Regions from separate parts of the Homo sapiens genome. Here region 1 is linked to region 2. Evidence: chromatin contacts called from ENCODE Hi-C or POLR2A ChIA-PET data. All regions are on one chromosome and are shown on one strand. The core of a region is the stretch at or near the end of the contact, and the rest is flanking DNA. Distances in the headings are between cores, read along the strand shown. Region 1 has its middle 31 kb from the start of LINC01622. Region 2 overlaps LINC01622 (long intergenic non-protein coding RNA 1622).

Evidence for each region. A loop is a pair of places that touch in the nucleus more often than their neighbours do. ChIA-PET counts read pairs that join two places held with the same protein, here RNA polymerase II (POLR2A).
Region 1: a loop to region 2 is called in a map of Calu3, with 3 times the contacts of the local background. The contact joins two enhancer-like sites. A Hi-C loop is called at or near these places in 2 of 168 maps with a recorded cell type or tissue (Calu3 and astrocyte of the cerebellum). POLR2A ChIA-PET finds 5 or more read pairs at or near these places in 2 of 52 experiments (HepG2 and activated B cell).

Annotation. Positions count from the first base shown.
Region 1 is chr6:1,128,715-1,135,050 of GRCh38, forward strand. No RefSeq gene overlaps it. Among named protein-coding and RNA genes, the nearest start is that of LINC01622, 31 kb to the left of the region's middle. Within about 2 kb of position 2,795, at least 4 of the 41 ENCODE cell types and tissues checked have a DNase peak (open chromatin) inside an H3K27ac peak, as active enhancers do.
Region 2 is chr6:1,046,763-1,052,944 of GRCh38, forward strand. All of the region lies in intron 1 of LINC01622 (long intergenic non-protein coding RNA 1622), which reads right to left. Among named protein-coding and RNA genes, the nearest start is that of LINC01622, 51 kb to the right of the region's middle. Within about 2 kb of position 3,334, at least 2 of the 41 ENCODE cell types and tissues checked have a DNase peak (open chromatin) inside an H3K27ac peak, as active enhancers do.

The sequences.
Region 1 (6,336 bases), core at 1,545-4,044, 81 kb after region 2:
TTATACATTTATGCATCCTTTTGTAACATACATTTTGGGAGTTATCCAATGGCCATCCATTTTGTGAACCAGTTTGGCCCAGCTTGTGTCAAGTAGTTAGAAGCTGAGAAAGAATGAAAGTGCACAATTAGTCACAAATTCTCCTCCAATATGTGAATAAGAAATTAAGCACCATTTGCTGATGGATCATCAATAAGTATTACAGAAAACGTAGGTGTTGAGAAGCCACATGGCTCATTTGACATCACACAGCGGAGGGAAGACAGGACTGGAAACCACAACCTGATGTCTGGATGTTACTTTTGTGGCAGCTGTAATTGTGATTATCGTTACTTCTTTGTCCCTGGTACTACATATTTCATTTTATAACACATAAAAGTAATTTTATAGAAATGTCTTGGAAGCGTTCCAAATGCAGTCCAAACACAGGGGAGAGGGTGACTTAAGTTCAAGATAAAAGCCACTAAGACCTTCCCCATAGCCTTGCTACCAAGAGAGCTGGCCCTTCATGGCCAAGTATTCCCATCCGGCTCGCTAAGCACATGCCTCGTCCCTCCCTTCCCAGCCTCTCATCCACACATCTGGAAAGCCTGTTCTCCCAAGTGAACTTGGTCTGGCTCAGGAATCTTGACATTCCACTCAAATGAAAGAGCGTATTGTTGAAAACTAGCTGCAGAGAGACACATAGACAGACAGGGATACAAACAGTGTCATCGCGTGATATTTCACATCTAAGAATGGAGCTCAGCAGCAACACACCAGACTGGCGGGGGTGGGGGTTTGGGGGGTGGGACGTGGTGAGAAATGCAGTCCTTTCAAATTACTCCTTGACATTCTAGAAGGTCTATCCCAACACACAACTGATGTTTTGATTGATGAGCACCCTGGGGCCTTTGCCCCCTTGGAGGCCTTGAGCTCAGCCTCCAGAGAGGATATGAAGATGCCACTTTAGGTGCACCCCTGGCTCCTGAAGCTCACAGTCCTGGCCGAGACGCCCAGTTTCCTTCTTCTTTTCTCAATTTTTTATTTCATAATAGGATTCCTGGCCAGGTACAGAGTCTCACGCCTGTAATCCCAGCACCTTGTGAGGTCAAGGCAGGAGGATTGCTTGAGCTCAGGAGTTCAAGACCATCCTGGGCAATATAGTGAGACCCTGTCTCTACAAAAACAAAATTAAAAGAAAAAATTAGCCAAGTGTGGTGGTACATGCCTGTGGTTCCAGCTACTTGAGAGGCTAAGGTGGGAGGATCTCTTGAGCCCAGGAGTTCAAGGCTGTGGTGAGCCCTGATCACACTGCACTCCAGCCTGCACAACAGAGCAAGGCCTTGCCTCCAAAAATATATATAATAATAAAATAACAAAAAAAATGCCAGAGAATGGCACGCACAGATTGCCTTCAGCATTGAGTGTTCACGTCCCGGAATTCACTGAAACATGGGAACCTAGGAGTGACCTGAGGAGCCCAGCCTTTCCAAAATGGAAATGCAGCTGGCGACATGAAGAACAGAAACACCAACTGCATGGGGCCTGGAAAGGCATCTCCCCTTTACTCCACCATCATCACAGCTTTCCCGAGGAGAGAGGGAATGGTTGAGGCCATTTGACTATTGTTTTTCACCAGGACCACCTCCCACCCGATGGAGGCCACAGGCTCAGCTGACGTCCTAACTATTGACGGTCATCTTTGACACACACATCATATGTGGTGGGTCAGCTGTGGAAGTAGGGGTGGAAGTAGGGATTTCTTGTAAGACATGCCCTGGCAGCTCCCAAAGAAACAAAGGGCAAATGCTGCTTTCTCCGGAGTTGTGGAGAAGCATCTTCAAGCCTGTAGCCCTCTCCTGAAGCCAGATGAAGGACAGGTGTTCCAACCGCATGTTTTTATGACGCTGAGTTTGGATCTGTTTTTCTCCAGACTCACACTGAAACCCTTCCTCCAAGGGCTCTCAGCCCAACAAGATACTGGAAAAGAGGTTTGAACCCAGCTCCTCTAGTTCCCTATTGGCCTAACTGTTTAGTCAGAGCTGCCAGCACCATCGTTTCTGGAAGGAGCTCCTGGTGGTGAGGCTGTGCTAGAACCTGGAGAGAAGGGGCCCTTTGCCTCACCAGCAACACAGCTTGAATCCCAGCAGATGAAGGAGATCCATGCAGTCATCACCGGGTGTTCTCTGCAGCCTCGGTGACCCTCAGGGGAGCTTCCCGGAAAGGCAGGCGCTGCCCTGGAGCCTCTTTAGCAGGAGCTGAGCACGTCAAGTCTCAAGTGTGAGCTTTAAGTTTGGCCTGAGCTATTCAGCTGTAGCCACTTAAACAGAGAAAAACCTGACAACTCGTCACTAAGGCAATAAGTCAAAAAGCAACTTTTGTAAAAACCTAGTGACATAAATGCTCTACAGGGCAAATCAGATACTGCGGCAAATACAGAAGTAAGGCCCACAGCTACTGCCCAGAGCAAGCTCTCCTACACCTGCTAAGCCCCCTCACCCAACCCTCTGAGGCGGGGCCAAAACCTGTGGCCAGACCCAGGAATTCTGGTCGTTCCTTGATGGAGGCCAGAGACCTGGCCAAGGTCGTTAGAGTAGACTCCGTGGAAGCACAGAGTAGAATCTAAAAGCAACTTAGATTTGGATCTTCGGGAACAAGTAAGTGCACCTCAGATCTGGACATAAGCCCTTTCTGGTAGCACTGTTTTCTAGAAAGAAGACTGTACTAAAGTTCTGGATAACTCTCTCCCTGCCCCCAGTGACGTCTCAGAGCAGCCTCATGGACTGACTTGACCAGGCTCCCAGGCCCCCTGCCTCCAGCCCAGCTGTCCTTCCCTCTGTCCCCAGGGCTCAGTGTCTCTCTTTCTCTCTCTCCTTCTTTCTCTCTCTCCAACTGTTGTTTCCTGCTCTTCTACTTTCTCCATCTTCCTCCCTCTCATCTTTCCTTCTCTCTTATCTCTCTCTTCCTTTCACTCTCTATCTTTTTGGCTCTCTCCTGCCTATCCTCCCTTCCCTCTCCTCCTCTCTATCTCTTCATCTCTCTCTCCTCTCCCGTCTCTGTCCGTGTGTGTGTGTCTCTCTCTCCCCAACTCACGTTTCTCCCCTCCCCCACCCTGCTCCTAGTTAATGTTTCCAGTTAATTGACGTGTTGTTGGCCTCTCAGATTGGCATGATTCAACAGCCCTTCCTGGGGCTCACATGACAGGTCCTGCATGTTAGTCACAGAGCACTAAGAATGCCCCAGAGGAGTGGAGACCACAGACAGGATTATTCTCAGCTCTGACATGCACGGCATAGCACTCAGCACTAAATAAACTTGGGAAGTGTTCACAGTGCCGCAGTGTGTATATAGCACTGCAGCCTCCAGGCCAGAATAATTACACATGGACTTACAGTTTAGTTTACATTTAGAATACAGAAGGGACAAAATTCTTGCCTTAAGATCTATTTTCAGTGTTGACTTAGATTGAGACTTATGAGAGATGTGTCTAGGGCAGGGGGGTGCGTGCATGTTCACAGAGACCTAGAGGACCTACCTGGCCTCTGAAATGTTCTCACCTCAACCCTAAATGTACACCTGCTTCTACAATTAGAAGTTCATCACTTGGGCTTAAAAATTAAACGTAAGGGTGTGGGTGGGGGGCAAGGACGGCCTATCTCCCACCAAGATGTAAAAACTCCTATTTCATCAAACGCTTCTTTTTCAGAATAAAAGCATCCCCCTGATCTTTTACTGAGATTTGCTTTTTCCAGCAATGTCAGCAGTCAGGCCTGCACACTTCATGCGTGAGACAACAGGCTCCATAAGGGGGGAGTGGGCAGTCCAAGGCCAGCAGGTTTAGGGAAAGCAGGTCTCCTGACACCCCCAGCAGGCATTTTCCATCATAGCACATTGCACGTGGATTTGATAGCTCAATCAAAACATGCCATAGAAAAGATACAATTTATAAACGATAATGCCTAGAAGTAGATTCCTGAGGTAGGAATATCACTAAAATTTGATAGTTCAAAAGAGTGCAAAGGACTTCCAGGTTCTGGTAGCAGAATAGCAGCTCCTATCAGACTAAATCTCTTGGAAGTAACAGCTATAAACACTAGTCAAAATATTTTTAAAAAACAACTATCTGGAGGCACTGGAGAGAAGCAGGCAGAAGTAAGGGGAGTCCACACTTGGAGGAAGGCACCACACTAGAGAGACAGTGTTTGGAGTTTCCGTCCAGTTTAGTTAACTGTCTGCTAAAATGGAAATTCAATACTCTGCAGAGAAATATACCATAATTCAGAACCTCTACAGCAAATCATTTGCAACATCCAGAACAGGATCCAAAATCAGATATTCGAAGAAACTGAAGGGGAGTTTCAATGAAGATTGACCCAGAATCACCTAGATGTTGTAATGAACAGATAAGGATTTTTAAGCTCAGCTCTGGGACATAAAGGAAATTATACTTGTAATTAATGAACAACTAGGAAAGCACAGCCAAATGGAAATTCTAGATCTGAAAATACAATATCTAAAATGAAAATTTTACTAAATGGGCATAACGGGAGAGTGCAGAGGTCAAAAGAAAGATTCAGTGAACTTGGACTTCAATCTATAGAAATTAACCAATTTGAAGAGCAAAGAGAAAAAGGGATAAAAAGAAAGCGAGCGAAGAAGCCTCAGCAACCAAACCAAAAGCTCTCAAATAGATGCAGTGCGTGCGATTAGGGTTCTAGAAGAATGTTTGAAAAGTCGTGGCCAAATATTTTCCAAATTTGCTGAGAAAGAAATTCACATATTCAAGAAGCTCAAAAGAGTACAAAAACTTTAGAGGGATAATTTATAGAACACCCATATTAAATACTTATTAATACTTCTTTCTTGGTGTATCACTAGAACAGACGATTCTGTGACTGCCTCAATGTATTACTGCTTCTAATTAGACTTGAGGTTATCACAGAAACCAACTTTCCCTCACATTCTCATCCTTTTTCTTGTTCTTATAGAATATGATCAGAACACTTTCTTTTAGAGTATAGCTGTTCCTAAATTATTTTCATTTAACATATAAGAATGTTTAAGTCTATATTTTTAATTGATACATCATAATTGTACATATTTTGGGGGTACAATGTGATATTTTGATACATGTATACAATGTATAATGATCAAATCAGGGTAATTAGCAGTTTGTCACCTCAAATCTTTATCATTTATTTGTGTTTGTAACATTCGAAATCCTCTCTTCTAGCTATTTGAAAAAATACAATAAATGGTTGTTTACTATAGTTACCCTACAGTGCTGCAGAACACTAGAACTTATTCCTCCTCCCTAGCTGTAATTTTGTATTAATTAACCAACTTCTCCCTATCCAATCTCTGCTGCTACCCGTCCTAGCCTCCAGTAACCACTAGTCTACTCTCTGCTCCTAGACATTTTTGTTGTGTTTTTTTTTTTTGAGACAGTCTTACTCTGTCACCAGGCTGGAGTGTGGTGGCGCGATCTTGGCTCACTGCAACCTCCGCCTCCCGGGTTCAAGCAATTATCCTGCCTCCGCCTCCTGAGTAGCTGGGATTACAGGCACACGCCACCATGCCCGGCTAATTTTTGTATTTTTAGTAGAGACAGGGTTTCCCCATATTGGTCAGGCTGGTCTCGAACTCCTGACTCGTGATCCACCTGCCTCGGTCTCCCAAAGTGCTGGGATTACAGGCATGAGCCACCGTGCCCGGCCTACTTTCAAATTTTTAAGCTTCCACATATGAATGAGAACATGCTGTATTTGTCTTTCTGTGTCTGCCCTATTTTACTTAACATAATGTCCTCCAAGCTCATCCATTTTGGCATAAATGACTGGATTTGTGTTTTTTGGTGAATAGTATTCCATTGTATATATGTACCATGTACCACATTTTCTTTATTCATCTGTTACAGTCATTTAGGTTGATTTCATGTGTTGGCTATTGTGAATACTGCTGCAATAAACACATAAGTGCAAATGTCTCCTCAACATATTGATTTCCTTTCCCTTGGATTGAAAAGAAATCCAAATCCATACTGGGCATATACCCAGTAGAGGGATTGCTGGATCATCTGGTAGTCCTATTTATAGCTTTTTAAGGGACCTCCATACTGTTTCTCATAATGTTTTCCTTTTTCTCTACATCTTCACCAGCATTTGTTACTTTTTGTCTTTTTGTTATCCTAACTGGGGTGAGATGATATTTTACTGTGGTTTTAATTTGAATTTCCTTGGTGATTAGTGATGTTGAGTATTTTTTCATATACTTATTGGCTATTTGTACATCTTCTTCTGAGAAGTGTCTATGTGGCTCCTTTGCCCATATTTTAAGCAGATTATTATTATTATT
Region 2 (6,182 bases), core at 2,084-4,583:
AGGAGAATCACTTGAACCAGGAGGCGGAGGTTGCATTGAGCCAAGATCGTGCCACTGTACTCCAGCCTGGCTACAGAGCAAGACTCTGTCTCAACAACAACAACAAAAAAAAAAAAAAAAAAAAAAAGAAAGAAAGAAAAAAATGAACTAACGTAACTAAAGAGTAGAATAGAGCCTGGGAGAGGTGCTGATGGGGAGAAGAAAGGATGGGGAGAGGTTGGTTATGGGATACGAAATTACAGCTAGTGGTTCATGCCTATAATCCCAACACTTTGAGAGGCCAAGGCGGGCGGATCTCCTGAGGTCAGGAGCTCAAGAGCAGCCTGGCCAACACGGAGAAACTCCATCTCTACTACAAAAATTAGCCAGACGTGGTGGCGCATACCTGTAATCCCAGCTACTTGGGAGGCTGAGGCAGGAGAATCACTTGAACCCGGGAGGCAGAGGTTGCAGTGAGCCAAGATCGTACCATTGCACTCCAGCCTGGGTGACAGAGCAAGACTCTGTCTCAAAAAAAAAAAAAAAAAATTACAGCTAGATAAGAGGCATGAGTTCTGGACTTCTGCAGCACCACAGAATGAATATGGTTAATAATAATTTATTGTATATTTTCAAAGAAGTAGAAAAGAAGATTTTGAATGTTCACAACACAAAGAAATAATAAAGGTTTGAGCTGGTGGATTTGTTACCCTGATTTGATCATTATACATTGAGTACACAAATATCACTATGTATCCCATACATATGTATAATTATCATGTGTCAACTAAAAATAAAAAGCATAAAAAACCCAAAGATATTTGGCTACCAAGTTCTTGGTAGACGTGGAGCCTCAAGATCAGTTCTGGGTGGATTGTGAGTATCTTCTAGACATCCCTCAAGCCATTCCAATTTCTTTTCGACTTTCAGCATTTCCTCTTGTCAGAGTTTGTATTCAGCTTATGAAGCAACCATTTTAACTATTTTTCTAGAATCTCAGTAGTTGCCTTCCTGAGCAAGTCATTACCACGAGGTTTTTATTCCTGCTTTCCATGGCTAATCACACTCGAGGGGCCACATACAACCCTCCAGGAAACTGACCACAGGTCACTTCTTCATTACACGAATACTTTAAGAGACGTCTTAATTCTTCTTCCAGCTTCTTCAGCCTTTTCCCCACCCACCCCGACCTCCACAGGAAAGAAATAAGACCAAGGAAAGCAGCAGCACGCCCTCCCTCTGCCACTGTCACTTCACAGCTCCTTCCCAGTAGAGCCCACTCTAAGCCACGTCCGTGGCCTCTGCCCGCTTTCTGCTCAGGAGTTTGGGGCTGGAGGCAGACTTCGCATTTCCACGTTGCTGCTGTCATGCCCCAAAATAGTAACTCCCCTCCCACCGTCCTTCAAACACACACGCTTTTCCCTTTGCTTGCTTGACTTGCACAAAAGAAAGAAAACATTCTCACATCCTGGACTTCTGCCAGCATTCAAAAAGAATTAAACTTCCCTCATTTTCAAAGAGACTCCTTCTCCAAGGCTTCTAAGCTCAGATGTTCAACTCCAGGGGGCTGCTGAAGCTTTGCTTGACCTTTCCTTGAGACCTACCTACAACACAACCAGCGACCTTGTGGGCAGAGGGACAAGGGTTTTGTTATCTGTTTCCTGTTGTCTCGGCTGCTCAGGCTGATGGGGACTGGGAGTCTATGGCGGGGCAGAGGTTCCTGCTGAGGACAGAAGTGAGCTCATGTCCATCGGCCTTCCGGAAGAACAGGCTCAGCGCCTGTCCACTTTCAGCCTCTTTGCTATGTTCTGTCAAATGTGTTTTGAAATCTGATGGGAATTTTTCAGGTTTCTTCTCCCGAATTTTCTCACCCAGTGGTCTCAAGCCTGTTGACAGTAGTAAGCACCATTATGTCTGCGGTGGGAGGAGTTGTTTCCTACCCGAGGTAGATGACTGGGAAAACAACACAGTGTAGCAGAAAGAACCAGGTTTTCATCATCAGACCAGCTCGGATCAGTGTAACAAACCTGCCACTCATTCGCAGTTTCTTGGACAAGAAACTGGCCTTTCTGAACATTAATTTCTCTGACTTTAAAATTAAAAACACCTATTTCTGCCTTACATGTTTTGTTTCTTAATTTAAAAATCATCCATGCAAAATTACTTGGGCAGTGCTTGCCACAGTGTGGGTCATCAACACCTTGTTGTGGGAAGTATGTTTTCCATGCTCTTTGACACTTTGCATGAGCTAGATCACAATAGGAACTTAGGACAGCCACAGAATGATAGATAAGGATTAATCTTTTATCTTTTAGAGATAAAAGCTAAGTAGACATTGAGTTTTTTTAAAATAAAACTGATGGACTGTTAACGAAAATGAATGTTCACTTCACCTGTTGTGCATGAAAGCACCCCATTTTTGCAATGGATACTTAGCAGTTGAGAAGATTGAAAACATTTAGGCCTCAGAGTCAAGGAGTAAGGTATGATTCAAACTTGCTAAAAATAAAATGTGGAAAATTTGAATACAAATTCCAGCATTTCAAGCCCCGAATGCTCAGTAATATGAATATGAAAAAATAAGTTTTACCTCTGATTTCCATCTTCAAGCATATGTACAATTTCATTTGAAAGATGTATTCAATCTATTTATATCTGCTCTGTCTTAGGACCTAGGGATTCAGCAGTGAACACAGCAAGCAATTTTTTTACATTCATGGAGCTTATCTTCTGGTAAAGTTTCATCTTGGACATTTAAAATTAATACCAATTCCTGCACTTATTTCTGAGAAATTTTAATTCAATTGTTGTATAGGTTGGGGCCAAGACTTGATTGTTTTCCAAAGTTCTTCAAATGACTGTTACCTGCAGCCAAGATTGCATGGCTGGTAAAGGCCCTCGCAGATCAGCTGAGGATGCTGGGTTTTATTCCAGTGAGATGACAAGACGTGGGGGCTCTTGAGCAAAGGAGCACTGTGATCTGATGAGCATCCCAACTGACGTGTGCAGACAAGAATAATGCTGATGGGAGGACAGCAGGGGAAGGGACCAGTTAAATGAGACGAGCTCCTTAAAGAAAACTCTAACATACAGCTACAGAAATTGATGAAATACTAAATTATATGCCCAGTGGCCCAAAAGTGTGATGTAAAATTTGAAAAGGGAAAAAAAGTTCAGGGTGTGATAAAGTTGTCAGCGAAGGATTTCTGGAGGATATGGGTCTTTAGGCTGGAGTTTGAGAAATAGGTGAGATTTCTCTAATCCACAGAAAGGGTTTCCCTAATACCCACATGGCACGTTTCAGCAAGAGAAGCAGCATGAATGGTCACGATGCATGAACACGGCCTGACTTGTTCCAAGGCCAGATAAAGAACTGGTCCAGCAAGTCTTAGGTGACAGTGACAAATGAGACAGTGGGCACAGAGAGGGGACAAAGTATGGAGGAACTGGGAAAAGACTTCTGGGTAAGAGTGTATGAGTGGAGAAAACTCAAACTGTGTCTCTACCACTGCACGCTCTGACACCAGATGTGTGAGGACAACCTGATTGTCCTCCAATTCAATTATAACACTCTCCACCTGGAGACAGGGTCAGATCCCATAGTGGAGGGCTCAGTCTCCAAGACTGTTCACCCTTCAGACACCAGTGACAAGTCTAGGTCTGGGGAAATTTTGACTGAACGGCTTCAAGTTGGGGTTCCTACAACTCCCTCTTTGGGTTTGATTGGTTTACCTCAGTGGCTCACAGAACTCAGGAAAACATGTGCATTTACTGGTTTATCATGAAGCATATTACAAAGTATAAAGATTAAGAGGTGCATAGAGCAAGGTAGGGGGGAAGGGACGCAGAGCTTCCTTGCCATCTCTAGGCATGCCTCCCTTGAGGAACCTCCCCCCGTTCAGCTACCTGGAAGCTCCCCAAACCCAGTCCTTTTGGGTTTTCATGGAGGCTTTATTATGTAGGTAGGATTAATTAGACCATTGGCCATTGGCAATCAACTCAATCTTCAGCCACTCTCTCCTCCTCAGAGGCTGCAGGATGGACTGAAAGTCCCAACCCTCTAATCCTGGTTTGGTCTTTTCAGTGTCCAGCCCCATCCTGTCCAGGAGCTGCCTAGGAGCTGTCAGCCATCAGTCAACTCATTCACATGAAAAGACACTACTTTGGACATTCCAGGATATTTAGAGTTGTATGCCAAGAAGTGGGTTGAAGACCAAATACATATTCATGGAATGACACGATGAAAGAGTGGTTTTAGCTCTCTGTAAAACCATGTAGGATGGATACTGAGAGAGGATGACTGAAAGCAGGGATCCAGAGAGGAGACTGTGGAAGCCATCTCGGTGTAGGTGGTGAAGACTCAGACGCACAAGTGGACATGTGCACGGAGTGGAAGGAGCAGACCCGCTGGCCATTCTAAAGGAAAACACAGTCGAGCTCCATACGGGAATAAATATGAGTAATGAGAGAGAAGAGGGAATCCAAGATCTACAAGGCTTGGCCTTTAGAAGGACTGGCATGAAGAGGAGATACTTTGTTTGTTTCAATATTCATGGTGGGTCTTTTATTCTCCAGGTTCTTGTCTCTGTTTTCTGTTGTTTATAACAGAATACCCACAACTGGGTGCTTTATTTTAAAAAGGCATTTATTTCTTATAGTTATGAAGGCTAATAAGTCCAAGGTCGAGAGGCTGTATATGGGGCTCCAGAGCCTTCTTGCTGGTGGGGCCTCTCTGCAGAGTCCTGGGGCAATGCAGAGCATCACATGGTGAGGGGGCTGAGCATGCTAGCCAGATCTTCCTCTTCTTATAAAGCTGCCAGTCCCACTCCGAGGATAACCCATTAATCTATTAATCCAGTCATCCATGAATGGATTAATTCATTCATCAGGGAAGAGCCTTCCTGAAAGATCTCAACTCTCAATATTGCCATGTTGGGGATTAAATTTTAACACGAGTTTTGAAGGGGACAGACATTCAAACCATAGCAGTTCTTATTGGCTGACATTAACTGTAACAACTTCCATTGGCTTTGCTGCTGGATTCATAATGCTTGCCCTTGAAAATACCCAGTGATTTTAGCCTGTCCAAGAGGGCCTCATCAATAGCCATGAAGGGCCCCTAGTGCTCTTCTAACCCATTTTCTTCTTACTGAGGTCTGCATTCGTCTGTTGGATCTGCCATAACGAAATCCACAAATGAGGGGGCTAAAACAACAGTCATTCATTTCTGCACAGTTCTGAAGGCTGGAAGTTCCAGAGCAAGATGTGGGCAGGATAGTTGTCTCCTGAGGCCTCTCTCCTTGGCTTGTCAATGGCTGTCTTCTCCCTGTGTCTTCACATGGTCACCCCTCAGTCTGTGTGTTGTCTTAGTCCTAATCTCTTTCTATGAGGCCATCAGCCATCACATTAGGGCCCACCCCTATGACCTCATTTTACCTTAATTACCTCATTAAGACCCTATCTCCAAGACAGCACATTCTGAGGTCCTGGGGGTCAGGACTCAATGTATGAATTTTAAGGAGAACAGAATTCAGCCCACAACAAGGTCCCTGCAGGAAGAGCTTTTGAGGGTGACCCCTTACCAAGATCTATCCTCAAGGACGACATCAATATGTGAGCCAGTAGTGTCTTCTCCCAGCGTTCCTGCAGCTGCCAGCCTTGAAGATGCAAAAGCACCCTGTGTGCTCTTTGGTCCTTCTTTGCCCGAGACACCCTGTACTCCCCACACATCCTTGGTCACTGGGTTCTGGATCTCACCACCTCTTCATGAAGATAGTACCTCTAGCTCCTCTTTCATGAGGCTCAGAGATGAGTCCCCAAGGCTTGGCTGGTGGTAGGTTTCTGTGACCTGTCCACCTGAGGGTGTATTCAGAACCACTTCTCCCTTCCTGACACTAGTTCATCTCACTGGAAAATGAGTTCATTCCCAAAAGGATCCATAGCCCCCCATCCTTCTGATGCACTTGGCATTGCCCAGTAAGCTGTGACTCCTAAACAGTGGGCTGTGTGGAATGATTTGTGCTTCTATGTTTTGCTCTTAAAAGACAACTTTCACAGAAGGCTTTTTATAGGTATGTTTTCTGTAGGCTTTTTATGGTATCTTTCTGAGATACTTTTGCTGTTGGTACTTCATAGCCTCTGTCATAAACTAGGATGGAGGCCGGGTGCGGTGGCTGATACCTGTAATCCCAGCACTTTGGGAG